Linked DNA regions of Mus musculus: all the other regions are linked to region 3. Evidence: chromatin loops called from intact Hi-C (ENCODE). Cell type or tissue: heart. All regions are shown on one strand. Each heading gives the region's core, and the rest is flanking DNA. Links, peaks and the distances in the headings are about the cores only.

Region 1 (7,375 bases), core at 1,938-4,437, 62 kb after region 3:
AAAAAAAATCTATGGAAATTTAAAATAACCCACATTTTCACAGAAAGGGATAGAGAGTACATTAACTGAGGAGCACGCCTTCAGGAGGCAGAGGAAGGTAGCCAGGCCAGACCAACCAGGCAGCCTGGGGCACATAGGGAGTCTCTGTCTCCAACAAAACAATTACATAAAGGACTTTGTATTGTTTTTTTCCATTTTCTCAAGGGTTGTTTAGGTTTCCAATTTCGAAAACATTGGCGACCTGGGAGCGTAGCTCAGTGGCAGAAGACTTACCTCACAGGTGCACTGCAAAGCCAAAACTCAGCCAACCAAAACTGAAGGTGAGGGAGAACAAACAACTATATACACATTCGATGCTGCGGCAATCTAACCAAACCAGGAGGTTCCGAAATGTACCACCTCGCGGGAACAAAGAATAAGCCCCAGATAAATGATGTTTCTTGTCTCAAATCTGAGGCTAAGTCCTTGGCTATGTTGTATTTAGACACAGAAACACAACTGAGACATGTGTCAGGTCAGGCCCACCAGACATACATCAACTCTGATGCCACACTACACTGATACTGAAGCCTGGCTGCACTGGATGTACTGGCTAGTTTTGTGTCAACTTGACACAGCTGGGGTTATCACAGAGAAAGGAGCTTCAGTTGAGGAAATGCCTCCATGAGATCCAGCTGTAAGACATTTTCTGAATTAGTGATCAAGGGAGAAAGGCCCCTTGTGGGTGGGACCATTTCTGAGCTGGTTGTCTTGATTCTATAAGAGAGCAGGCTGAGCGAGCCAGGGGAAGCAAGCCAGTAAAGAACATCCCTCCATGGCCTCTGCATCAGCTCCTGCTTCCTGACCTGCTTAAGTTCCAGTCCTGACATCCTTTGGTGATCAACAGCAATGTGGAAGTGTAAGCTGAATAAACCCTTTCCTCCCCAACTTGCTTCTTGGTCATGATGATTGTGCAGGAATAGAAACCCTGACTAAGACACTGGGGATCTCAAAATGTTTATGCACACACTAAACGAGCCCTAAGCACACATTGAAGAAAAGCTTGCAAATTTTTAGCACTAATGCTCTCAAGAGAATATTGAAAAATCTCACTAGGAGAGGTCTCCACTCCCCAGGAAGCCATGACTACCAGCCATGCCAAGCCAGAGGGCAGGAGGGTCTTTGAGTTCGGGGCTATCCTGGTCTACATAGTGCTGGGATTAAAGCATGAGCCACTCTGCTGATCTGAGGCCCAGGTTAACCTCAGCTCTTAAGTTTCTTGCCACAACTTCCCAAGCGCCTACACTTGGCTAGGACACCTTTAATTTAATTAACAGAAGTTGAATGGAGGGAATACCAGGTTCACTAAAAGAAAAAGGAATTTTGTTTTGTTTTGTGACAGTTTCTCTGTGTAACCCTGGCTGCCCTAGAACTATTTCTGTAGACTAGGCTGGCCTTGAACTCAGAAATCCACCTGCCTCTGCCTCCCGAGCACTGGGATTAAAGGCATGCGCCACCACACCCGGCTTTTTTTTTTTTTTTTTTTTTTTTAAGAGACTGAAAATACTTCAGAAAAAATTACATTTTTTAAAAAAATTATTATTATATGAAAATATACTGTAGCAGTATTTAGACATACTAGAAGAGGGCATCAGATCTCATTACGGATGGTTTCTGAGACACCATGTGGTTGCTGGGGATAGAACTCAGGACCTCTGGAAGAAGAGCCAGTACTCTTAATCGCTGAGCCATCTCTCCAGCCACACATGTTTTTTATGTGTGTTTTGCTTTGTAATTTTAAAAGATTTATTCTTGTTTTATACATATGGATGTCTTACCTGCACTCGAGTCTGTGCCCCTCATTTATGCAGCCCTGGAACTGCTGTTACAGATGGTTGCCAGCTGCCATGTGGGTGCTGGGACCTGAACCAGGGTCCTCTGGAAGGGCAGCCAGTGCTCGTAACGGTCAAGCCATCTCTCCCAGCCCAGCATCTCTACATTAGATCTTTACACACATATACAACCATTTTGGCTAGATTACAGGACTTGGGCTGGAATTCTGTGAGCTGTTAATGACCACGCAACCTACCTGAGGAGTCAGTATCCTGCATCACCTCCCACCCTGCTGGAGGAATTAATCCCCCGCATCACCTCCCAACCTGCTAGAAGAGACAAGCCTCCCGCATCACCTCCACCCTCAAGTTTCTCGTCAGTCAGTTCACTTGATTTTTTTAAAAATAGAGTCTCACTCTGAGGCTCCGCCTGACCTCAGACTCTAAGTAAATGAGGCTGGCCTGGAGCTCCTGACCCTTCTGCCTCTGCCTTCCAAGTGCTAGAGTTATAGGTATGTGCACTCTCATCTGAATTAATTCCCAAGGCATTTTCCAAATCCTTCCCCTACACACACTGTACCATTTCACATACAAGGTCTTACTTTTAACTGCCAAGTGCCCCTGAGGTGTAAGGGCTTCCCCGTTTGACGACCACAAGCCAATAGCCAAGTCCTCAAGGCAGGCGAGGGAACAGCAGAAGAAACACTATTTTCTTTTTTCTTTTCAATGGTTGTGCTATGAGGTCACTGCTGGGATTCCAACAGGCAGGCCAGCCAGAATGCTCACCCCAGAGGTGAAAGGGGCTGACACCCACCACACATCCTCTGGGGGGAGGAGCGGGGCAGCTCTCACTGTGTCTACAAGGTCACAGAAGCTGATTCAACGATGAGAATGGCCTGGTCAAAAAGGGTAAGGATGGGGCTCTGGGGAGATGGCTCAGTGGGAAGAGTGGAAGAAGGTTCAAATCCTCAGAGCTCCCACATAAAAAGCCAGCTGTGGCTGTGGGCATGTCTCTAAGTGCCGCACAGAGACTGGGGAAGGGGGACAGAAACAGGAGGCTCAAAGGAATTAAGGGGACAGTGGTATGGCGGGACACTTGTCACCCTGTCTGGCCTCCACGGATACACACACACACACACATACACACACACACTCATCATCATCATCTATCTTTTTCTTAGGAAGGTTTGTCTTCCTTGTTCAGTGTTTTGCTCATAAATCGGCCAGAAAAAGCACAAAAACACACGAGGCGGGAGCTGTGGGGAAAAGTGTTTAGAACCACTTATTAAAATAATTACAGTATGGACATTGGGGAGGAGGACTCTAGTGCCCTCTATTGGCCAGGCTAAGTACTGTCACCCTCTGAACCACCTGACCTTGCTTTGTTTGAGGTTGTCTTTCCCAACTAAGTCTGTGTAGCAAGGGCAGGAGGCCCCAACCCTGATCCCTCTGGCTCTGGTAAGAACACCAACATTTACACAGGCACCTTTTCCAAGGCACCAGAGAATACCGGAGGTCAGCACTCACACAGCCTTTCAGGCTGGCAGGCAAGATTTTCCAGAAGCAGACTGTCATGGGACTGGAAAAGAGAAGCCCAAACCCAACACAGGACAACGGGTCCCAGATGATTTTTTCCCAGTGGACATAGCCACATCTGACATGTCTGCTAGCCAGCAGTCTGTACAGTGACAACTACCCGAGACCACGGGACTGTGAGGAGGCGAGACATCAGGACAAATGTACACACAAGAAGAAAATCATTCGCCTTATAGCTGGGAGTCAAAACAGAGCGGAAGAGGGGAACAGACTTCCAAATCCACTAGGCCACCAATGACTTAAAGACTTCCTGCAGGACCCACTTCCTAAAGGCTCGGCCATGCCCCAACAGAGCGAATCTGAGGACTAGACAGTTATCACATGATTCTATGGGGGGCACTTCAGATCTAAATTACAGGGCTGGAGAGTTGACTCAGTGGTTAAGAATACCCAGCACGCACATGGCAGTTCACAGTTCATCTATAACTCCAGTCCCAGGAGACACAGTGCTCTCTTCTACCTCTGTGGCCACCAGACATACCTGTAGGTAAACACCCATACACAGAAAATCACCAGATAAATAAAACTTAAACAAACAAGCAAACAGAAAACCAAGATCTGGATGGCCACGTGAAGTACGCATGGCTTGTTGTACGCACTGACTACCCATCTGCAGTCTGGCAGTGTTCATGCTTTACAGATGTACCGCTAGGTCAGAGAGACCGGTCTACTCATAGAAGGGATGAACGATCAGCCCAACTCTGGGAAGTAAAATTGGCATATATGACAGACTGCTGGAGAAGTCTGATGGGAGGGACTTCCTGTGTGTTATTTGAAGCACAGAAGAAGGGTATATGGTCCAGAGAGAACAGGAGACCCACTCACATAAGAACAAAATATAAACCGGGCATGGTGGCGCATGCCTTTGATCCCAGCACTTGGGAGGCAGAGGCAGGCGGATTTCTGAGTTTGAGACCAGCCTGGTCTACAGAGTGAGTTCCAGGCTACACAGAGAAAAACAAAACAAAACAAAACAAAACAAACAACAACAAAAAAACAAAAAATGAACAAAATATATTTTGATATATTATTTTCATATATTAAGTAGTTTGTGGGAGGCTGGAGAAATGGCTCAGTGGTTAAGAGCACTGACTGCTCTTCCAGAGGTCCTTAGTTCAATTCCCAACAACCACATGGTGGCTCGCAACCCATCTATAATGGGAATCAGATGCCCTCTTCTGGTGTGTCTGAAGACAGTGACAGTATACTCATATACATAAAATAAATAAACAAACCTTTAAAAGTAGTTTGTGAAATATACACACACACACACACACACACACACACACACACACACACACACCCTGTGCATATGATAAATAAAAAAGATGTGTGTATAGGCTGTTGTTTTTCCATTATAGGCAGGGCTGAAAATAAAATCAGACGGTCACATGTGTTTCTATTTGCATAAAGGATTTCTCAACTGGAGGTGACTTTGCCCCCACTGGGGCCTTTGGTAATGCCTGGACGAGCTTCTTACTGTCATGACTCGTCGGGGGTGTGCTACTGACATCTGATATGTGGAGTTCAGGAATACTGTTAGGTGCCCCCCAATGTGCAAGAAAGCCTCATCTGAGGCTTATCCAGCCCACATATAGACGGATCAATAAAGCCTCTCACATCATGTGTGTGGTGCAGGGTTAATAGAAGTGGGGGCAGTTACCACGCGTTTTTATCATGCTTTGATCATTTGACATGTGACACATTAACTAGTCAAGGCCTATTTGAAAACTGAGTTTAATTTGGGAAAGACACACAACACAGTGGTAATGTGGAACACAGGTGAGGGTCTCTAGTAGAATTCAGGAGCCTGTGTTGTGTATCCAACTATGTAGAACCTCACCGTGTGCTTCTCTCTTGGCTCCTTTTCCTCATCTGGATACATGTAGGAAGAGCTAGGATCAGGGACAAACCTGACAGTCTCTTTCAGTACTGCTCAATCATGAATGATTACTTCATGGGCCTAAAGTCAAAGCAACTCATTTGTATTGTTTTGAATTAGGCTCTCTCTGCGTAGCTCTGGCCGACCTGGAACTTGATATGTAGACAAGGCTGGCCTCAGATTCACAGATACCCTTCTGCCTCTGCCTCTGCCTCTGGAGTACTGGGATTCAAGGCATGTGCGGCCACATTTGGTTCAAAACAATTCTTAAAGCAGCCCACAGTATGGCTGAGTTTTGGAACATCCAGAAGAAAAAAAGAGTCTAAAAGTAGGGGACCAGGAAGGTGGCTCAGTGGGCAGCATGCTTGTTCTCTAAGCACAGGGACCTGGGTTAGATCCCTAGCACCCACATTAAAAAGGTTGGGTGCAGCATCAGGTGCCTGCACCCTAGCATCAGGGCATAGAGAGAGGTGGACTCTTAGAATGGAACTCCCTAACCAGCCAGCTGAATCAAAACGGGGACCTCCAGGTTCAGCAGAGATCCTATTTCAGGAGATAGGGTAGGTCAGCTGCCACACACAAAAAGAAGGTTAAAAAAAAAAAAACAACAGAGGAGTGACAGTGGGAGAAGGAGGGGGTTCCAAAAGACATGGGGGCAAAAATGGCTAAACTCTACTCACTAAATGTATGAAACTGTCAGACCAAAAAAAATAAAATAAAATAAAATAAAATAAAATAAAAAAATCTGGGGAAATACAAGGCAGAAAAGCAATGAAGAAGATGTATGTCCCTGTGTCAATCTCTGACCCTCACAAGGAAATACACACACACACACACACACTCACACACATACAAACACATAATCAGACAACAAACACACACACACAGACATTCAAATACACACAAACACATGCATACACACTCACTCATTTGCACACATAAACATTCAAACACACGCTCACACACACTTACACACACATACAAACACACAATCACACAACAAACACACACATACAAACACACAATCACACAACAAATACACACACACATACAAACACACAATCACACAACAAACACACACACACACAGACATTCAAACACACACATGCATACGCTCACTCATTTGCACACACAAACACTCAAACACATGCTCACACAAACACACTTACACACATACACTCATTCACACACATACATATAGAATCAAAATTTCAAATTAGACACAAAACCGTAAGCCAACGAATTTCAAACCAACAACTTTACTTACTTTTATGACGCTAAACCGTTATGTACAAGGCAAAGATGCTACTGCTAACAGCCAGGCAGAGTCCTTTAGGTTTATCCAAACAATGCCCATGTCATCTAGCAACCCCCAAAACGCCGACTCCCATTGCTTATGCCATTCTCCCACTGCTAGCACAGCTGCCCACTGCCAGCCCTTTTTGGTCTGTGGCATGACTGACCTACCCATGGCCTAGCTGGGTACTTAGATAATCAGTCTTTGTTCCAATGTCACGAGCCCATGGCAAAGCACTACAGTTCACTACCAAGGTGACTGTAAACACAAACACAGGTGCCTGCTCTGAAATAATGGCAGGCTGCAGGCCAATTCAGATGTCCAGAATTTGCTTACAGCATTAAACTAATATAAGAAATTTGTTGTTAATAATCCTTGAAAATGCAAACACAGACCATAGATTGGGAAACACCAGCAAGGTGTGTTGGCTCTGAAGGCTTGCCTTCCAACACCAGTCATCCATAGCTGGCCTTCACATTTAACCTATCAAACAACCTATCCCACCTAAACACACACACACGCGCACGCGCACGCGTGCGCACACACACACACACACACACACACACACACCATGTATCCCCATACAGAACTGGTAGGATGTGGACTGTATTTCTTTATCTGTTCGTCTATTTGTTTTGTGTTTGGGGGGATAGGATTTCTTTGTGTAGCTCTGGCTGTCCTGGAACTCACTCTGTAGACCAGGCTGGTCTCGAACTCACAGAGATCCACATTCCTTTGGCCCCTGAGTGCTGGGATTAAAGGTTTGTGCCACCACCATCCAGCTGGACT
Region 2 (7,375 bases), core at 2,149-4,648, 200 kb after region 3:
GCTGTCAGCAGCTTCCAGATACCAGGCGTCAATTCTCACCGAGCTCCGCCCTCCCTTTTTTTTGTGCCTTGCTACTTTTTGTCAGTCTTTCATTCCCTTGTTAAAATCTATCAGATTAGCTAGGCATGCCCGTAATCTCAGCATTTGCAGAGTTGAGGAAGGAGGACTACTGAGAGTTTGAGGAAAATGTGAGTTCAAGTCTAGCCTCGACTACATACATAGAGGCCTCAATGCCAGTCTGGTTTATAGACGATATAGCCTTGTAAAAAAAAACAAGAAAGCTGGGTGGTGCACGCCTTTAATCCTGACACTTAAGAGGCAGAGGTAGGTGGATCTCTGTGAGTTTCAGGCCAGCCTGGTCTACCTAGTGAGTCCATGTCAGCCAAGAGGTAGTGAGACCCTGTCTCAAACCCACAAACAAAAATCCTAAAAACCAATACCCCCAAAAGCCAATAAATAAATAAAAGAGCAAGGGGAATCATTTGATGTTAGATTATCATTCCCGTTCGCTGGTGTGATCCAGCCTAAGTGTTTTCCATATAACTTATGGATTGCTCATAAAATTTTATCATTGCTTTAAGAAAATTTAGATACTATAATTTAGCCTCCAACCTTCCTCTTCAACATAATCCCCACTCCCGTTTTATGACACCGGTTCTTCTGTCCTTATTTAAGGGTTTAATAGAGCCGTGTTTGAAACTGGCCAGAAGGCAATTTCAAGAAAGGGTGGCAGGCTGCTGTTAATGGGCACTCTCAGTATTTACTGCCCTCAGACAGAACACGACTGTTATTATTATTAAAAATCATATGTTGATTGCCATGGGTCTCCCCACAGCTACAGAGACATAAAAAATCCAAAGTGTGCCCCCTGCCCTATTAGCTAGCAAATAAAAATGTGCTTCCAAAAGGTTTTTCTGGCTTTGTTTAAGATATTTGCTTTGGGGGATGAACCCTATGGAGTGAGTGTGAGGGATGGGCCCTATGGAGTGAGTGTGGGGGATGGGCCCTATGGGAGCAGGATGATGTATCTGCACTCTGTATGAATTTCTTCTTATCAGTACTTGCTCCATCAGACGGAGCAGACTCTGCAGTGGGCACACCCAGGACCTTTACAGGGTGTAATGTAGATTCATGAACTCAAAGCTTACTTTGGGTGTGCGCAGCTCCCAGCTCTAACCTCAGAGGCCAGAGTCATATGAAATTCATGGGAAATGCACTTGTGGTCCTACTCAAGGGGCAGAGGCAGGGGGATGGCCTAGGCTATATACTATGGACTCTCTGAAAAGAAAATCAAAAGGCCAAACCCCACCCAACACAAAACAGAAAAGCCAAAACCAACCAACGAACTGGGGACCAAGTAAGACTACTGGTAATAAAATAAAAAAGTAGACACAAACGCCAAGAGACTGGTGAGAGGGCTCAGCTGGTAACGGCACCTGCTACCAAGCCTGAGGACTTGACTTGTTCCTGAGGCCCATGGGGTGGAAAGAATAGATTCCTGGAAGTTGACCTTTGACCTCCATATGCATGCACGGGGGCATGAGTGCTCCCCATAAATCAATAGAAAAATTTAAAATCTGGCAACAGTTGCTGGATTCTTTAGGTGTGCTAAAAGGCATGGATTGTGCCTCACAGTGGGTGAATTTGATGTTAAATTATATCCCGCTGAGGCCTTAAAGATAAAAGATAAATAAATCTCTCATGCTGTGACAAACTGGAGATTCTTGATCAAAACCAACTCTGAGCCATGAACAGTGACACCTTGTTATCCCAGCTCCCAGGAGGATCTGAGGTCCGGGGAAGTCCAGGCAGCATAGACGGGGTCTCCGAAAACCAAGCATCAAACAGACAGAAAGCTTAAAACAACAGCTAAACCTTGCCTAAGTGCATGGGTATCCAGACCCCCGCCTTTTCACGTATTCTTTAAATACATTCATCTATTTTCATGCTTTGGCAGGGTCACACCCATGCGGAGGCCGGAGAACAGGGTGTCAGGAATGGACTTTGGTCCTCAGACTTGTGGACAAGCTCTGTCAGCCCCTGCGCCCCAGATTACTGCCTTGTAGATGATGTGGTCAATGGCTGAGCTTCAGGAGAGCAGTGCCTCCACCATCTCCGGGTTCACCTGCGAACCCGCTGGCTCAAGGCCCTGGGGCCGCCACAGTGTAAGGCTCACAACTGTGCCTCACCACTGAGACTCACCCACTGTCTCACCACTGAGACTCACCACTGTGTCTCACCACTGTGCCTCACCACTGAGACTCACCACTGTGTCTCACCACTGTGTCTCACCACTGTGTCTCACCACTGAGACTCACCACTGTGTCTCACCACTGAGACTCATCACTGAGACTCACCACTGTGTCTCACCACTGTGTCTCACCACTGTGTCTCACCACTGAGACTCACCACTGAGACTCACCACTGTGTCTCACCACTGAGACTCACCACTGTGTCTACCACTGTGACTCACCACTGAGCTTCACCACTGAGACTCACCACTGTGTCTCACCACTGTGACTCACCACTGAGCCTCACCACTGAACTTCACCACTGTGTCTCACCACTGTGTCTCACCACTGAGACTCACCACTGTGCCTCACCACTGAGACTCACCACTGTGTCTCACCACTGAGACTCACCACTGTGTCTCACCACTGAGACTCACCACTGAGCCTCACCATTGAGACTCACCACTGTGTCTCACCACTGTGTCTACCACTGTGACTCACCACTGAGCCTCACCACTGAGCCAAACCACTGTGTCTCACCACTGAGACTCACCACTGTGTCTCACCACTGAGACTCACCACTGAGATTCACCACTGTGTCTCACCACTGTGTCTCACCACTGAGACTCACCACTGAGATTCACCACTGTGTCTCACCACCGAGCCTCACGTGTGTCCCTGGTTAGTAGAAATGGATGTAAGCCGGGAAAGCAGGCTGAGGAGGAGCAAGGCTGTCCAGCTCATGTTACTGATGACAGGATCAAGGGGAGACAACACAGGGAATAGTATGAAATCACCATGGTCCTTGAGAAGAGACAGATACTAATCATTTCTTTCATGTATTCACATTATTGAGGGGACACAGGACATCAATGTGTAGCCTAGCCTGGGAAAGACCCTGTGTCCAAGTCTCTCAGTGTTGGAATTATAGGCATATGTCCCCAAGAATCCAAATAAAAATGCTGGCTGTGGTGGTAGGATTGTTAAAGAACTGGGCCAAATCTTTTTAGGAAATGAACTTCCAGCATTTAGTCATTTACACCTGGGGACAATCGACCCTCAGGTGTTGAAAGTATGAACACAGCTCTGAGAGGCTCGCTCCACCTTTGACAGTGATCTTTCCCCTCACAAGTTCCTCTCACTACAGCCTTCTAGGGCGGGTCTCCGTGTGTTATGACTTCCGTCTACACAGTCATAGAGACTTGTGTGCAAGTGCTTTCCATGGCTCATTTCTCCCGGAAGCGTCATTCTCTGAACAAATAGATTATAGATTATGACTGCACCTATGAGAGGCCTCCTGTTTTTGGAGTGGTCTCCAGGATGTGCCACCATTGGTAATCCCTGGAATTACGTCCTGGGCTAAGGATACAGCTTAGAGATGGCCAAGTGGCCATAGTATTGAATCGAATGGGATATATCACCCCCTAGTGGTGGAATAGGAAAACAACCCCAGGCTTTGCCTCTGTCCCAGCTACTGAACTGTGGGTTAGCCAGGAGGTCAGTTTGTAGAACTCTAGTGGGGATTTTTTGTTTTGTTTTGTTTTGTTTTGTTGTTGATTTGTTTGTTTTTTATTTTTCGAGACAGGGTTTCTCTGTATAGCCCTGGCTGTCCTGGAACTCACTTTGTAGACCAGGCTGGCCTCCAACTCAGAAATCCGCCTGCCTCTGCCTCCCGACTGCTGGGACTAAAGGAGTGTGCCACCTCTTCTAGTCGGGAATTTGACAGTGATGTTTAAAGTTTGAATGTGGCAGTAACTGCAACAGCCTCCATAGTGACTCAGACCTTCCCTGAGTGGCGCTTACCCATTCAGAAATGGCCCACTTCCATGTCTGTCTCTGTCTCTCTTTTCATCCTTTCTGTGAGACCACAGTGGGACAGATTCCAAATTTATTCCCTGATGTCTGGTTTCAGGATGAAAATGCCTCACATGTGGGAAGGGCTTGAGGACAGACATCTAGCATGTTCCCATAGCTCCAGTTGCTTGAAAGTGCTCAGGACTTTGAGACCAGCCTGGATGGTGAGACCCCAGACTCCTGTAACTTTTTTTTTTTCAATATAAAGATTTATTTATTTTATGTATTTGTCTTCAGACACACCAGAAGAGGGCATTAGGTCCTAATTAGGTTGGAGACAGCCCAGGCTGTATTGTAGGAAAGCATATACTAGTTCAAATTCTGGACCATTGTAAGTACCCCACCACCACCATCCAGAGAACGTTTTCTGATTTCCGTATCTATAAGGAGGAACTGGGGGGATGATCCAATGGTTAAGGGTGCTTACTGCTCTTGCAGAGGACCTGGGTTTGGTTCTCAGCACCCACAAAGTAGTTCACAGCTACTTATAATTCCAGTTTCAGGAGATTTGAAACACTGTTGTGATCTCAAGAGGATATGGTGCATACAAACTCACACGGGCACAGACACTCACACAGGCACACACCACACACACACAATTTACTCACTCACACACACAGGGATATACACACAGGCACACACCACACATACACACACACATTCTCTCTCTCTCTCACACACACACACACAGGGACATACACAGAGGCACATACACTCACATGCACAGACACACACACTCACATAGGCACACACACATTCATTCACAAACACAAGGACACACACATACACACTCACACACACACACTGAATAAACAGATCTTAAAGATAAAGTGGAAGGAAGAAACCGAGAAGGGAGAGGTACAAATGGGGACAAGAGCCCATAATATTGCGGGATAATAACAATTATATGGGACAGGACACCGATCATATTGATGTGTCTAACTAGTGCAGAAAGACATAAAAAAGAAAAATGAGATATATAAGAGACTAAGGCAGAGATAAAATTGTCATTATTTTTCAGTGATATAAACTGTATGGAAAAACCAATAGAATCAATAAACAAACTATTAGAATCTAGGAGTTTATTGATCTTGCTGGATGAAAGATCTCTTTGCGTGGCTCAATAGGCTTCATTGCTCTTGTCTGGGGAACAGCACAAAACTGAACAGAGATCGTGGTGTCATTCACAAGCCCGGAGGTTATGAAGCACAGGGAAGTACAGCAGTACAGAGGGTTTTCTTTATTTGACTCTTGCATCCTTCCTTCCTTCCTTCCTTCCTTCCTTCCTTCCTTCCTTCCTTCCTTCCTCCCTCCCTCCCTTCCCTGTTTCTTTCCTTTTTTCTTTCTTTTGGTGTGTGGGTGCGTGTCTAGTTTCCTTCTCTTGCTGTGATTCCAAAACCTACTTAGAGAAAGAGGTTTATCTGGCTTACACTTCCAGGTCACAGTTCATCACTGAAAGAAAGTCCAGACAGGAGCTTAAGCAGAAACTTCAAGCAGAACCCATGGAGGAATGCAAGTTTGTTGGTTTGCTCTTTAGCTTGCTCGCTGGCCCGTGCTCTGATAGCTTTCTTATGTAGTCCATGCCCACCTGCCTAGGGATGATGCTGCCCACAGTGGACTGGGCCTTCCTACAGCAATCAAGGCCATCCCTCACTGATATGGGTATAGACCAATGATCTGGGCAAATGACCTTGGATTTCTGACTCTTCGGCCTGCACTTTCCAAGGCTAGGATTACAGGCAGGAACAACCACACCCAGTTTATACTGTGCCAGGGATTAGACCCAGAGGCCTTATGTATACTAGGCAAGCACCTAATTACTGAACTACACCACCCCCTCCCCAGCCCCGAGGGTTCTGGGACAGCCTCACGTAGCCCAGGTCGGCCTTGAACTCACCATGATTCTTTTGCCTCTGCTTTCCAAGTGCTGGGGTCACAAACACACATCACAGTGCCCAGCTCACTTCTGTAGGTTTTTACAAGGATACCAAAGTATCCTAGAGGGAGAGGGGAGAAGGAGTTGCCATTAAATGGGACAGGATGAAGCAGACAGATGACAGCTCATGCCATGAACTGGGGAATGTAATTAACTCAGTTTTCCCACAGCTGCAGAAATCCTAATGCATTTTTTTTTCTGGTCTACAACATAGCCTGTGTTGGGCTCAGCATGATCTCATTAACTGCTGAGTGTCTTCAGGGCCCAAGAACAGCTACTGAGCTTTTGGCTCTTGGTCATCTGGTACCTGATACAAAGTATACGTGTTCTATCAGGTTTTTAAAAGCTACGTTTTTAAATATATGTGTATGTTTGTGTGTCTGCACACATGAGTCCAGGTGCCCTGGGAGACCAGAATATGGTTTCGGATCCCTCTGGAGCTGGGGGTACATGTGGTTGTGAGCCACCTGATGGGTGCTGGGAATGGAACTCAGGCTCTCTGTAAGGACAGTAAGACAGCCAACTTGGTGGTGCACACCTTTAATCCCAGTACTTGGGAGGCAGAGGCAGGCAGATCTCTGAGTTCCAGGCCACCTGGTCTACATAGGGAGTTCCAGGACAGTCAGGGCTACATAGAGAAACCTGTTTCAAAAAGTAAACAAGCCGACAGACAGAGATACAGACAGAGTATTAGCCAGTAAGATCTTAACTGCTGAGCCACTCCCTAGCCCTGTGTAGAGAGTTTAAGAGATCAATGTCTACATTTCTTAAAAACTTACAAAAGTGTCTTCCTCCACCAAGACCACAGCACCCGGAAACAAGATTTTCCAGTTTTCTCACTGTAGACCTTTTAAGGCTCACAATCAACAGGGAAGTTCTGTGGTTTTGTCCTAGGTCTGTGTCTTTGGGAATGGCTCCTTTCTTTCCCCTCCTGGTCTCCCCGGCTCATGCTTGGTCCTCTTAGTCTAGGCCAGGAAGTCAGGTGGCAAAGGCAGTATGTTCTGGCCCTTTGATGGGCGGGCAGGCTGGCCTACTGCCTGTCACCCAGCAAAAGCAGGCCAGCAGCTGCTCAGCCTTAAAGGCAAAGTCCCCACCTGACCTTCAGAGTCTGTGCAGACCTGCTAAGGCCCAGACAAGCCATTGCTTGTGTGGCTGATGTCTCCTTCTCTTCTTCTTCCTCTTCCTCCTCCTCTTCTTCCTCCTCCTCCTTCTCTTCTGTCATGTTGTTAGTTTGAGACAAGATCTCACATGGTTGCCTAGGCTGGCCTTGGATTTCTTGCACTATTCCCATCTCAGCCTCAAGTGTGCTTGCTGCTTACCACGCCTTGTATACCCCCTCACACACACCCCACCT
Region 3 (6,497 bases), core at 3,857-6,356:
TTACATACTGGTGATGTCACCATAGCTGCTCTGGAGATCATGAAACTGATCCTTAACATTGCCTTACTGGACATGCCATTCCAGAGAGGGGACAGTAGGCTCTTGAAACCAAGAATAGAGAAGTTCAAAAGTAACCAGTCTATTGCAGACAATTTTAGAGTTTTATATCAAGCTGTGCTGTAAATATCATTTAGACCTATTGAGAATTAACAGCAAATCTGAGCTACTTTAGTGTTACCAACTATTAGTCTGCTGACTGTTTCTATAACAAAATACCTGAGACAATCAACTTAAAAAGAGGAAGGGTTGGGGAAAAGGTTAATCTTGGCTTGCAGTTTTGTAGGCTTTGGCCCTTAGTCAGACCTGCTGTTTTAGACAGCAACACATCACTTGGGGAGTTTGTTGTAGATCTGGAAGCAAGGAAAGAAGGGCGGTGGCTTGAGGTCCTGAGGTCACTTAAGGGCACACCCTCTCTGACCTAAGACCTCACTAGGCCCCGCCTCTAAAGGTTTCTGACCTCAATAGTGCCTTCCTGGAGAACTAGTTTCTAACTCTCAGGCCCTTGGGGACATTGCATCTCAGTAGTAGGTGCCTCTCTACCTGTGTTTGGCTTGTTCATGATTGGCAGACACTCTGCCTGGCTCTGCACAGCAGCGGCTCAGCATCAGCATCCAGCTGCTTGCTGTGTGTTAGTTGTCTCACAGCTGAGGGCTCTGCCTCGGCTACTTCAGGCTTTCCGGTTAGGAAGATAATTTGGTCACTTGTGTCTGTGGCCACTCTTAGAATTTTCTCTTTTGAGGGAACCTGTGACTGGTTGGCTTTTGCATTCTATGGAGGGAGATGGGGTTAAAGACTGTGGCAACACACACCCTCCAGAAGAGCTGGGACCAGAGACTGTCAGCACAGAAAGGACAATGTCTTTTTTAGTAGCTGTGGCAGACTTGAGTTGCTGTAATTTATACAAATTGTTTAGAATGGTTTTTAAGACTAAGAAGGGAAATATACTTATTGCACAAGACTTTTATAATTACTATACTTAAATTATGCTCTATGTGGGGACTGAGAAGTGTATTTCTACGTTGCTTATATCTGATCACTTTTGTATTTGTTGATTTAAAGCCTGTGGGTCTTTTTTTTAATCACTCTTAATATCAACTTTTATAATCTTTTAAAATAAATCCTCTTAATTCCAGTGTTTGTGCCTTCACAGTTGTTCATTAATTACAGACTTATTTAGATGAGGCCCTCACTTGAGGGGTTAGCTGTCCCCATGTCTGTACGTGTCCAATACACGGGCTGTCTTCTGGAGAGTGGGATTCGGACTTAAACATCATGTTTGTCGGCTGTGGCAGCACAGGAGTCTCCAATGCCATCACTTAGGGCTGAAGCAGGAAGGTCACCAGCTTAAAGCCAACCTGGTTTACATAGCAGGGAAAATACTGTAAGAGCTAGCTGTGGTGGAGGCAGATCTGTGTAAGTTTAAGGCCAGCCTGGGCTACAGAGTGAGTTCCAGGTCAGCCAAATAAATAAATGAAAACAAAAATATACTTTTTAGGGAATCCCATGGCATGAATTATAGAAGAATACTAGACATCGGGTGGTTTTAAATCCCTCCCCCCCTTTTCTTTCCTCTTCCTTTCGCCTCTCTCTCCTTTCCCTTCTGTTCTGACACAGGGTCTCATGTAGCCCAGGCTGGCTCCAAACTCACTCTGTCGATGAGGATGACACTGACCTCCAGGTCCATCTGTACTTGCTTCCCAGATTCTGGGGTCACAGCTGCATGTCACCTCCACCTAAATCATTGTAAGAATGAAGTTTTGGACTCTGCTTAACACCCTAGATGTGGCTCCTGTGCTGTGGACAGATAGAGGCATCTGTTTGGGACAGCTCAATCACTGGACAGTGCGAAGCAGAGCCAGGGCGTCGTTGTGCTAAAGCAGAACTATTTGTGGAGTTTGTAAAATTCCTGCCTCCAGTCCCTAGAGAATAACAGGATCTTTATAGTTAGTCCTCAGAAATTCACTGGGATTTGTACATTCTTCAGGTTTTTTGTTTGTTTGTTTTTTGTTGATAAAAAACATTGTATCAATATGCAGCCAGCTGCAAAGAGCAGAAGACCTAAAGCAGGGAATGCCGACAGTAAAGCATTCCTGGTGGCGGGCGGCCTGTGAGGCTGGGGCAGGGGGATCGCTAATGCCCACCCATTTTCTGCTGAGACTTCTGTCCACAGAGTTGAGACTTTACAGTCACAGGACTGTCCAGAGGTGAGGAAGGGTTGTTGATTCTCCAGAGTTCCCCATGAGCCCTTAGTGGGTTTGACTCATTTTGCAGGTGAGTTCAAGGTTGCGCTTGCTGACTGTGATTAATGCACTGTGACTAGAGTAACATAATCTAGACCCCCGTCCCCACGCCACACACGCACACACCAGTATGAAAATACCTGGATTTAAAGCTGCCCTCTACCTATCAAAGTTGGTTTTGCTAACAGAGGAACGGGATCATCATGTGAGACTGAAGACAATGTTGGATGCACTGATTACACCAGGCAATGGTGGCAGACACCATTGATCCCAGTATTTGGGAGGCAGAGGCAGGTGGATCTCTGTGAGTTCAAGGCCAGCCTGGCTTAGACAGCAAAGCCAGGGCTATACAGAGAAACTGCCTTGAACTGCCCAAACCAAAAAGCCCAACCAGCCCCCAGTTTATAAAGCACTTATTATGGTCTGGGAAATGGTCCAGACAATGCTTGCAAAGTTGCAAAGACTTGAGTTTGAACCCCAGAACCTACCTAGAGCCAGGTGTGGTTGCATATGTTGCAATGGGGAGGCAGAGATAGGTGGCTGCCTGGGGTTTTTGACCAGCCAGTGTGGCCTGCCTGGTGAGCTCCAGGCTGATGAGATCTGGCTCCCAGGAAACTCTGGTTTCTTCTGGTCTACACACCCATGTGCTTATGCATGTTCACACATGTGTACTGCACACATGAACGTGTGTGAACACACAATTGTAGTCTTGACCGCTCTGAGATGTCTTTTTTTTTTTTTTAGGCTAAATTATAGTTCTATAAGTAATATGCATCACAGAAACTTTTTAAAATAAAGGCAGCTGTAAAAGGCAGCAAGGATTCTCATTACCCCAACTTATTTATTTATTTATTTATTTATTTACTTATTTACTTATTTATTTATTTATTTTCGAGACAGGGTTTCCCTGTATAGCCCTGGCTGTCCTGGAATTCACTTTGTAGACCAGGCTGGCTTCGAACTCAGAAATCTGCCTGCCTCTGCCTCCCAAGTGCTGGGATTAAAGGCGTGCGCCACCACCGCCCGGCACCCCAACTTATTTTTAATGTTCCTATATGTCTGTGTATGTGCATGTTACAGTGCCTGTTAGAAGTCAGACTTGTGGGAGGCAGGGCTCTTTGTCCACCATGAGGGAGACCCAGGATCCAACTCAGCAAATGCCTTTTTTTTGCTGAACATATTCACCAGCCCTTTAAACAAATTTTTGTGGGGGGCTGGAGAGATGGCTCAATGGTTAGGAGCATTGTCTACTCTTCCAGAGGTCCTGAGTTCAATTCCCAGCAACCACACAAGGTGGCTCACAATCATCTATAATGGGATCTGATGCCCTCTTCTGGCATGCAGGTGTACATGCAGATAGAGCACTCGTGTATAAAATAAAATGTTTATACAGTCCTCAACATTTTGTATTTGTATTTTTTGTTGTTCTTCCTCCCGCCTCTCTCAGCAGGGAACTTCTGATCTTTCTGCTTCCACCTCCCAGTGTTGGAATAACAGACATGTTATATAACCTACGTGGTGGCTCACAACTATCTGTCACTTCAGCTCTAGGGGAGTTGACACCCTAACCTGGCCTCTGTAGGTACCATGTGTGCATGTTTGCACACATGCATGCAAGCAAAACACTCAAACACATAAAATAAAAATAATAAATGTTTTAAAAATAAGGAGATGCCCAACACAGTGGTGTACACTTATAATCCCAGACTGAGAGGCTGAGACAGGAGGATCATTATGAGTTCCAGGGCAGCCTGGGGTACATAGGTACAGAGTAAGACCCTATTTTTTTTCTTTTTTGAGACAGAGTTTGACCCTATATTCCTGGCTGTCCTGGAACTCACTTTGTAGACCAAGCTGGCCTTGCACTCACAGAGATCCACCTTCCTCTGTCTCCCGACTCCCGAGTGTTGGGATTAAAGGACTGTGCCTTTATCTCCACTGAGACCCTATCTTTAAAATAAATTAAGGATGTGGGAGAGAAGGTGTGGCTTGAGGCCAGTAGGGTGACAGGCAAATAAAGCCACCAAGGCTACACGGGGATGTCCCCTGCTGACATATGAACTCATGTGCTCTAGAGTAGAACTAACATAAGAAAAGCAACTGTGTGGTGATCGGTGGTTCCGGAAGTGATGGTGGAAAGAGAAAGATGGGCGCAAGAGACGATAAGCATCATGTGATGGCTAATCTTGGTTGTCAACTCGGCCACATCTGCAATCTACGAGAACCAAAGTATCTGGGCAAGCCTGTGTCCCCTGCAAGCCACTCTAATAAATCCTGTGTGTGTGCGCGTGCTTGAGAGAGAGCTATCTCTCTCGAGAAATTAAGGGGAAAGCTAATCTGAAGGTAGGAAGGGGACGGCCAGGCGTGGGCCAGTGGTTATTGTGTGCCCTGAATGGAAGACTATGACTAATCTGTGCGTCCACAGAAGTGTGCACATCTCTGCTCTACGTCAGAACCTCAGCCTCTGCTCTGGCCGGGCAGGAGTGGCAGTGCGTTCCTCTGGTCGCCAGGGGGCGCGCGCTGCACGAGTGGGCGCAAGTCGGTGGCCTCCACCTAAGGGTGGAGTTTCTGCAACTAGGAAGTAGAGCGCGGTTGGGAGGAGAGGCTGCTGCAGGCATGCACAACTGCGGCAGGGGAGGGAGGCTTCCGCCTGGCGAGGCCGCAGAGGAAACAGCTGGCAGCCCTGCGGGCCTCAGCAGGACTTCCCCGCTTTACCGCCAGGACACGCGCGGGGTCACTTGCCAGTGGGCGAGCCGGCCGGGTGTGCCCCCAGACAGGGCTTGTTTGGTTTCAGCTTCGTTTCTAGGTTTCGTTGGCAACGTTTCCAGATTGGGAGATGCTTAGCTAGAAGGCCCAGATTTCCAATTTTCTGGGTCACTGGGGCAGCTGGCATCAGTGAGCAGCTGGCAGCCCTGGGCCAGCTGCCACCTCCGAAGCGAAGCGCCCAGAAGGCAGGATCTGCCGCAGTTTAGAGAACCCTGACTGATCCGGACAGCGATCATCCTCAGGTGGTAGCCAATCGGTTGTGTGTGTGTGTGTGTGTGTGTGTGTGTGTGTGCGCGCGCATGAGGATATTTTTTATTTTTGCAGTTTTTCTAGATACATAAGAAGACAGTAAAATCTTAGGAACCTACTGACTGTCCTCACCTTCCCAGGAGGTAGTGAGTATTTTCTGAGGGGAAGCCTCTTGGAGCTGGTCACCCAGGCCATTGTAAGGTTAGAAGCATCTTTCATACCGGTTTCTTACAAACTTTTAAAAAAATGTTCAACTATTATTAATATATATATATACACATATATATACATATGTGTATATGTATATATGTATATATATATATATATAGTCTCTCTGTGTTAGTTCTGGAACTCACTTTTTTGGGATCGTGGTGGCTTAAATTTTTGGGTTTTTTGCTTGTTTGTTTTGTTTAATCCCAGCACTTGGGAGGCAGAGGCAAGTGGATCACAGAATTTAAGGCTAGCCTGGTCTACAGAGCTAGTTTCAAAACAGCCAAGGCTACAGAGAAACCCTGTTTCAAAAAGACCAAAACCAAAACAACAAAAGATACCTTAAAATGATTTTTACATTTTTACTTTTTTATTTATTTTATTTTTTTTGAGACAAGGTCTCCCTACGTGTAGCTATGCTAGCTTCAGACTTAGCATCTTCCTGCCTCAGCCTCCAGAATGCAGGAGTTACACAACACTTACCTTTTTGTTTTTAGTAAAGGTTGGTCTATCCTGGCCTGCCCTTGGTTGAATTCCGATCCTCCTGTCTCCACTTCTGCCTTGTTATTATGAACGGACCACCACAGGCTTCTTCACTGAGGGCATGTTTTGCATGCTGGATGAGCACTCTATTAAGTGAATTAAATTTATTTTTTAATAGCAAAAAAAAAAAAATCTTTTCAGGCTGGAGAGATGGTGTAGCAGTTAAGAGCACTGACTGCTCTTCCAGAGGTCTTGAGTTCAATTCCCAGCAACCACAAAGTAGCTCACAACCATCTGCAATATAGATCTGATGCCCTCTTCTGGTGTGTCTGAAGACAGCTACAGCATACTCATATACATAAAATAAATAAATAAATCTTTAAAAAAAAGGGAAAAATCTCTTCAATTCAGTTCATTCTTGAAAGTCTATTCTATAGAACAGGGAATCGGCAAATATCCACAACTAATAACACAAATGACATTTACTTA
Region 4 (7,375 bases), core at 3,244-5,743, 130 kb after region 3:
TTTGCATGTCTCACATCTGATTGGTTATACTCTCAAAGCCTCATTATCATGCCCAGGCCAGGCAGTGTCTTTGCAAAAAGCTTTACTGCATATGTACACATTGGTTGTTTGTCCAAACTTATGCATGGTGGCCAGCAGTAGCCAGCGCCACTCTGCAACGGCACATGTGGCTTCCCACAAATACTGAGAGGTTTTCTGCAGTATGTCTGTTGGTTGGTGACAAATGGGCAAGTTCTCAAAGCTTGGGTAAATGGTGCTGATCCTGGCTGGATGCTACTCTGGATACAAAGCTATCTTGAAGAACATCAGAGATGGATGGTACCCCAGACTACCCCTGTAACAGTGTTCTAGTGGCTGGAATTGTCTGCTGTCCTGCAAAGTAACAGCTGCCATGGCCAAGGAGATCACCGAGAGGTCACAGATCATCTCTTTTATGAAAGTTATAATCACCTCATGGACCTTGAACAAAACTGTCCTCAATGAAGGTGACTTAGAGACCCAGCTCTAACGTGCAAGACCTGACAGGACCCTGTCTTAGTCACTGTTCTATTGCTGTGAGGAAAGACCATATATAATTATACACACACACATATACACACACACACATATACATGCATACATACAATGACATATATATATGTATATATATATATATATATATATATATATATGTATATATTCATTTAATTGAGGATTTGCTTTAGTTTAGTGACAGTCATCATGGTGGTAGTGTGGCAACACACATGTCCTTAGAACACTAGCTGAGAGTTACATCCTTATCCAATGGCCCAGAAAGGGAGAGATGACACTGGGCCTGACTTGGGCTTTTGAAACCTCAAAGCTAGCCTCCCTAGTGACACACCTCCTCCAACTAGGCCACACCCACTCCAACAAGGCCACACCTCCTAATCCTTCTCAAGTAGTGCCACTTTCAAACATAAGCATTCAAGCATATTAGCCTATGAGGGCTGTTCTTATTCAAACCCACACAGAGGCCAAGGTCAAGTTTGAGGTACAACACCAGACATGGGGAGAACAAGCGAGTCTTCCCAAAGATTCACTTTTAGGTGGTTTGTTTCTATCATTAAAAAGAAAAAGAAAATGCTGAGAAAAGTCAAACATGTGTCTGTCAGCCCAGCACTCTCCACTACATGTGTGCCACAGAGAAATACTCCCAGATCCTTGAGCACACATGGAGAAGGACACCGATTGCAGCATCATACATAGAAGAGGGCTCAGAACAACCTATGTGTGGTGCCTGGTGCTAGGGGCCTAGATAAGTGTGCTGTTAAAGACAGGCTGTGGGAGTCTGGGGGCAGAAACAGTGGATTAAAGGTAGGCAATAATCTGGACAGATCAGGAAAACATACTTTAAATCATGTTACTCCTTGGGTCACACGACCAGAAGCCATAGCAACCCCAGAGAACCAAAGTGTTCCCCGTGCAGCTAAAACTCGGATGCCGGTTGTATGTATCTTGCTTATGTTCATCCATTAAACAGTTCTCTAAAACTCATAGGGTGAGTTTATACTTAAGGAATTCTGTACTGCGGCGGGTACTGATGGGGAGAAGTTTGGAAGGGAAACAGATAAGGAGATGAAGAGGTGGCGGGAGGTTGACCCAATAGAATAAAACGATCATCTAGGCGTGGTGGCACATGGGTTTAATCCAGCACTCGGAAGGCAGAGGCAGGCGGGAGTTTGAGGCCAGCCAGGTTTTCATATCTACCTAGCCAGGGATGTAGAGATAACCTGTCTCAAAAGAAAACAAAAAGGGATGGGGGAGATGGCTCAGCAGCCATATAAGAAGCTGGGCAAGGCTGCACATATCTGAACCCCAGTCCTGGAGGGGGGAAGATACAGAAGGACCCTGGGGCTTGCTGTCTGCCATCCTAGCCCCAGGTTCAGAGAATGTCCCTAAAACAGAATTCTGTCTCAAAGGAATGAGGTGGGGCTACAATATAGCAGGGACACCCCATGCCTGCCTCTGTCTTCTACACGCATGTACAAGTGCTGTTTGATTTCATTCATGAGAACTCTCCAGAGTATACATATCAATAGCTGCAGAGTGGGATTGTGGTGTGTGTGTGTGTGTCTGTGTGTGTGTACAGTGTGTGTATACAGTGTGTGTGTGTAGTGTGTGAATGTGTGGTATGTATGAGTGATTGTGTGTGTGATGTTGTATCAGTGTATGGTGTGTGTATGGTGTATGTGAGAGTGTGAATGTGTGTATTATGTGTGTGAGTATATGTGGTGTGTATGTATGTAGTGTGTGAATGTGTGGTATGTATGAGTGACTGTGTGTGTGATGTAGTATCTGTGAATGGTGTGTGTATGATGTATGTGGGAGTGTGAATGTGTGTGTTATGTGTGTGAGTATATGTGGTATGTGTGGTGTTGAATGTGTGGTATCTATGTGTGAGCGTGGTGTGTGAGTGTATGTGGTGTGTGTATATATGTAGTGTGGTGCGGTGTATATGGTGTATGTATGGTATATGTGAGAGTGTGTGTTATGTATGTGGTGTGTGTATATGTATTGGTATGTGGTGTGTGTGTGTGTGCATACACGAGTTTTTGTAGTGTAACCAGCCCCCTGTCTGAACGAATGGATTTCCCTTGAGCACTATGGGGCTTTGGGGCTTTGAGGCCAAGCCAGTGAATGGGCTGTCTCATTCACATTTGCTGACGAATGCAGCATGTCAGGTCTCTCTGCCAAGGTCTCTTCTAACTTGCAGATTCTTTGAGGTTTGTGGAAAAGACAAACAACAGTGCACACTCAAAACCAAGAACAAGAAAAGCCTGTTTTCCTTTCCCTGGCTGGTAACTGATACTCCCTGGGCAAGCTGGCTGCCCACACCTGCTGGCCATTCCCAGGACGCCACAGGCAGCAAGCTGCAGGTGACCCTACCTGTGAGAGGGAAGACGGCACAAGTTGTCACAAGTAAAACTCCTGCTCATTCCCAAATCCTAAAACCAGCCACTGTTGAGGAGAGACCCAGCTTCTTGTGAGCGCTTTAAAAACAAAAACCTGTTAGGTGATCCAGATGTGTGCACAGGTGTGAGAGCTGCCATTGTGCCCCCCCCCCCCCCACCAGCCTTCCAGTTTGTGTTGGCTCCTCCTCCAGCTGATTGGACCATTGTGAGAAAAAGGAGCCGAGCCTGACAGCCACTCCTGAGGAAGCTTAGGCTCTGCTGGACGAGTTACAATGTATCGCAGGCCAGCGGTGGGAGGAGCAGAGGCTGAGAGGGAAGGGTGAAAGAGTACTGCACAGACAGAGCAAAGATGATTTACAGACTGCTGTCCTGCCCCCGTGTGCATTCTAGATTTCCTAATTCAAATCTCATGTCTTTATTTGTGTATTCATTTTGTTTCATTCTTAAGACATGGTCTCCTGTAGCCCAGGCTGTATTCAAACTTGCTCTAAGTTTGTATCTAAGTAACCTGGAACCCCCCTTTTCCTGCCTCCACATCCTCAGAGCTTTGTGGACCAGGCTGACCTCAAGCTCACAGACCCATCTGCCTCTGCCTCTTGAGTGCTGGAATTAAAGCTGTGTGCCCCCATGCCTAGCCTTCATAACTGTTATTTATTCATTTTATTTTATTATCATTACTTTTTTTTAAGGATGGGGGGGGGCAGGGGATAGAGAGATGTGTCGACAAGTAAGAGCCCGGCTGCTCTTCCAGAGGACCCAGGCTCAATTCCTAACACCCACATGGTACCTCACCAGTCTGTAATTTCAGGTCCAGGGGATACAGTGTTCTCTTTGGATTACGCGGGCACTGCATGCTTGTGATGCAAGGATACACATTCATAAAACACTCAGACACACAAAAGCAAATAGAATCTCAAATTAATACAAATAAAAAGGAGCTGGGTGTGGTGGCACCCACCTTTACTCCCTGCACTCTGGAGGCTGAGGCAGGTGGATCTTTATGAGTTTAAGGCCAGCCTGGTCTACATAGTGAGTTCCAGGACAACCAGAACTAAATAGAAAAACCCTGTCTAAAAACAGTAGAGGAAAAGTAAACAATTGGTTGCCCTGTAATAGCTTTGGCACCTGTAGGTACATCTTGCCTGACAGTTCGGTATTGTATTACAGAGTCCACTGAGGAGTAAGACCCACTGATAACTTTCTATCCCCCAGGGGCCTACATAGCATCTTCTGGCACTATGTATGCTAACCAGCAGGGATGTACTATCCAAGACTGGTGCACCTTGATTTCTCAATGCCTTGCACCCAAAGGGTGTGGTGTCTTTAACCAGGGTCTTACCACCTGGCAGGGTAGCATACACCTTTAATTCCAGGTCTGAGAAAGCTGGGGCAGGAGAATTTGAGGCCAGCCTGGGGTACATAAGTTCTATGCCAGACAGGTTTATAGAGTGAGATACTATCTTAAAAACCAACCCACCAAAACAAACAAACAAACAAAAACCAACAAAACCAAACCAAACCAAGCAACCAGCCAGCCAGAACAAAACAAAAGGAGGGGCTGGAAAGATGGCTCAGAGCCTAACTATGAGCACTAGCTGTTCTTCTAGAAGCCACCAGATTTGATTCCTAGCAGCCATATGGTGACTGTCTTGAACTCCAGTTCCAGGAGATCCAGTGCCCTCTTCTGGCCTGCATGAGTACTGGACACATACTTGCAAGACATACATGCAAGCAAAACACCCATGCACATAAAAAGATAGACTAATTAAAAATACCTATAAAGTCAAGCAAAGCAAAAAGACACACGTATAAAGAGATGAACATTCCGTCTACATACCAGTCTTAGGCTGCACCATCTCCCGCCTCCTTTAACTTTTACACAGGAGGAAAACAGACGTTCTGAGTATTTAGTCTAGGCCACTAAGGCAAGAATCTGGGACAGTTTCTGCCGATCAGCAGCTTTGGGGACCGTGCCGTCTGAAGCCAACTGCATCCTGAGCACAGTGGGTCACTCGGAAGGAGGGCTGCTGGCCGGAAAGGCTTCAGCACCTGTGCCATGACTTCAGTCACCTCAGACACTCTGTGGCCTTTGGCTTTAATGACCTGGCGTGTTTTCAATCTGATGAGCAATTCCTTTCAAGGCTCTCATGTCTCACTCGGAAGAAACTCTCCCATTTCAAGTTGCTGTTAGCTTTGAACCTCCAACTCACTGATAATTAAATTCAAATTAAAATATCAAGCTGGGGGCTGGAGAGATGACTCAGAGGTAAGAGCACTGACTGCTCTTTTGGAGGTCCTGAGTTCAAATCCCAGCAACCACATGGTGGCTCACAACCATCTGTAACAAGATTTGGCGCCCTCTTTGGAGTGTCTGCAGATAGCTACCGTGTACTTACATATAATAAATAAATCTTAAAAAAAAAAATGAGCTGGGGATGGTGGCACATGTCTTTATCCCAGCACTTGGGAGGCAGAGGCAGGCAGATCTCTGTGAGTTCAAGTCCAGCCTGTGAGTTCCAGGACGGCCAAAGCTATGTAGAGAAACCCTGTCTCCAAAAAAAGCCAAAGAATAAAAATAAAAAAAATTAAGATACGACTTTCACTTATCAACTGGACAAAATGTTATTTTTCCACCATAGTTCCATGCTAGGTATGTGGATAGGAAAGTGGTTGCTTGCATTTGACTGGTAGGAATTTGGTTACATTTATTGGCTGCTTTAAAAAATACACCCTTGAGAGATGTCTCAGAGGTTAAGAGCACTGAGTTCATTCCCAGCGATCACATGGTGGCTCATAACCATCTCTAATGAGATCTGGTGCCCTCTTCTGGCCTGCAGGCATACATGCAGGCAGATCGCTGTATACATAATAAAGAAATAAATCTTAAAACATACTCACCCTTGAGGTGTGGTCAGGAGATAATAGCAGCCGTTGCTCTTGCTGGGGACCAGGGTTTATCCTCAGCACCCACATGGTGGTTGGCAACCATTTAGAACTTCAGTTCGGGGAGCGACACCCTTGTGCCCTCCTCCACCACTAGGTGCACACAGTGTGGATATGTACATGCAGGCAAAATGCTTATACACATAACATAAAATAAATAAATCTAAAATAGCTTTAAATCTTTAATTGCATCAGTCAGGAGTCAGAGGCAGGGCACTCACTGGGAGTTTGAGGCCAGCCTAGTCTATAGGGTGACTTTCAGGATAGCCAGAGCTACACAGAAAAGCTCTGCTTGAAAAACCAGTATATATAGATATATCAGACTGGAGAGATGGGTCAGCAGTTAAAAGCACTGGCTACTCTTCCAGAGGCTCTCGATTCAAGGCAAACACATACACGTAAAATGAAAATAAATAAATCAAAACTGTGTGTGCATGTGAGTGCATGTGCACCCCCTGCCCCCTTAGGCAGGATATGGTATTTTGTTCTGTAATCCTAGCATCCTCGGGTATAGAGAGATTTCAGGGCCAGCCTGGGCTATGTCAAACTCTGCTTCTGTTGTTGACTTTATGTTCTTTGGGGTTTTTTGTTGGTGGTAGGTTTTTTTTTTTTTTTGTGGGGGGGGGGTTTCTCTGTGTAGCCCTGGCTTTCCTGGAACTCACTCTCTAGACCAGGCTGGCCTCGAACTCAGAAATCTGCCTGCCTCTGCCTCCCAAGTGCTGGGATTAAAGGCCTGCAGCACCACTGCCCGGCTCTGTTGTTTTTAAAAGAAGGAGTAAGAAGCTTTGAATTGAGTTGACATAGCAGATGGGAGAGAGGGGAAAGACAGACAGATAGATGGACAGGCTGACATGGAAACCTAGAATGGTCAAATTAACTAAAGATCTCACACACACACACACACACACACACACACACACACACACACACACACACAGAGTCTCTTGTCTAAGAAAGTGCTGTTGTAGAAACCACAACATATAGCGGCAGTCAGCTCTCTGAACTGTCGAAACGGCCAAGAACAAACTCTTTAGCAAGTATGTTTGTTGTGATTGAAGAAGACCACAGTCATACCCAGTCCTTGTCAGCTGAGCCCACTCAGCAACATGCAGAGTTTGTAGAGAGATCAGAGCTCTTCCAAAAAACTGAGTTCAGTTGTTCTAAACAGGAGACAAGCTTGCTACAGAAGGAAGGCTTCTGTGGAAATATCACAGCCCATGGTGTGTGGACTCCTACCTCCAGGAAACAGGGATATCAGACGAGAGAACTGAATTGTTTATTAGCGTTTTAATTAGGAAGAATGGACTGGTTTAAAGCCATTAGAGGGGAGGGTAGAGGAGCAGGCAAGGACCCGTGGCAGAGGCTGGCAGTCTGTGATTTGTATGAGCAAGCACACGGACCTGAATGGGATCAGAAGGGAGGGCAGAACGCTAAGCAAAGGCATTTATTACTGTTTGTTTTGAGACAGGATCTCCTGTAGCCTCTCCCTCCCGATTGTT

Evidence for each region. Peaks named below come from ENCODE experiments on the same cell type or tissue, not always from the same donor. Only the 100,000 strongest peaks of a DNase experiment are listed, where the experiment ranks them.
Region 1: a loop joins it to region 3, with 8 times the contacts of the local background. A loop is called at or near these places in 7 of 42 quality-filtered maps.
Region 2: a loop joins it to region 3, with 8 times the contacts of the local background. A loop is called at or near these places in 4 of 42 quality-filtered maps.
Region 4: a loop joins it to region 3, with 2.8 times the contacts of the local background. A loop is called at or near these places in 4 of 42 quality-filtered maps.

What each region holds. Positions count from the first base shown.
Region 1 is chr9:114,812,334-114,819,708 of GRCm38, forward strand. All of the region lies in intron 1 of Cmtm8 (CKLF-like MARVEL transmembrane domain containing 8), which reads right to left. Among named protein-coding and RNA genes, the nearest start is that of Gm23889, 22 kb to the right of the region's middle. In heart, for the core only: a CTCF peak has its summit at 3,154 (motif pointing left); no DNase peak of the experiment used is centred there; H3K27ac peaks cover 535 bases.
Region 2 is chr9:114,953,531-114,960,905 of GRCm38, forward strand. No RefSeq gene overlaps it. Among named protein-coding and RNA genes, the nearest start is that of Osbpl10, 21 kb to the right of the region's middle. In heart, for the core only: a CTCF peak has its summit at 3,662 (motif pointing left); no DNase peak of the experiment used is centred there.
Region 3 is chr9:114,748,153-114,754,649 of GRCm38, forward strand. Cmtm6 (CKLF-like MARVEL transmembrane domain containing 6) reads left to right here. Exons shown (of 4, transcript NM_026036.3): 4 at 1-1,191. Among named protein-coding and RNA genes, the nearest start is that of Gm9888, 16 kb to the right of the region's middle. In heart, for the core only: a CTCF peak has its summit at 4,807 (motif pointing right); a DNase peak (open chromatin) is centred at 4,919; H3K4me3 peaks cover 981 bases; H3K27ac peaks cover 574 bases.
Region 4 is chr9:114,883,304-114,890,678 of GRCm38, forward strand. No RefSeq gene overlaps it. Among named protein-coding and RNA genes, the nearest start is that of Gm30448, 33 kb to the left of the region's middle. In heart, for the core only: a CTCF peak has its summit at 4,621 (motif pointing left); no DNase peak of the experiment used is centred there.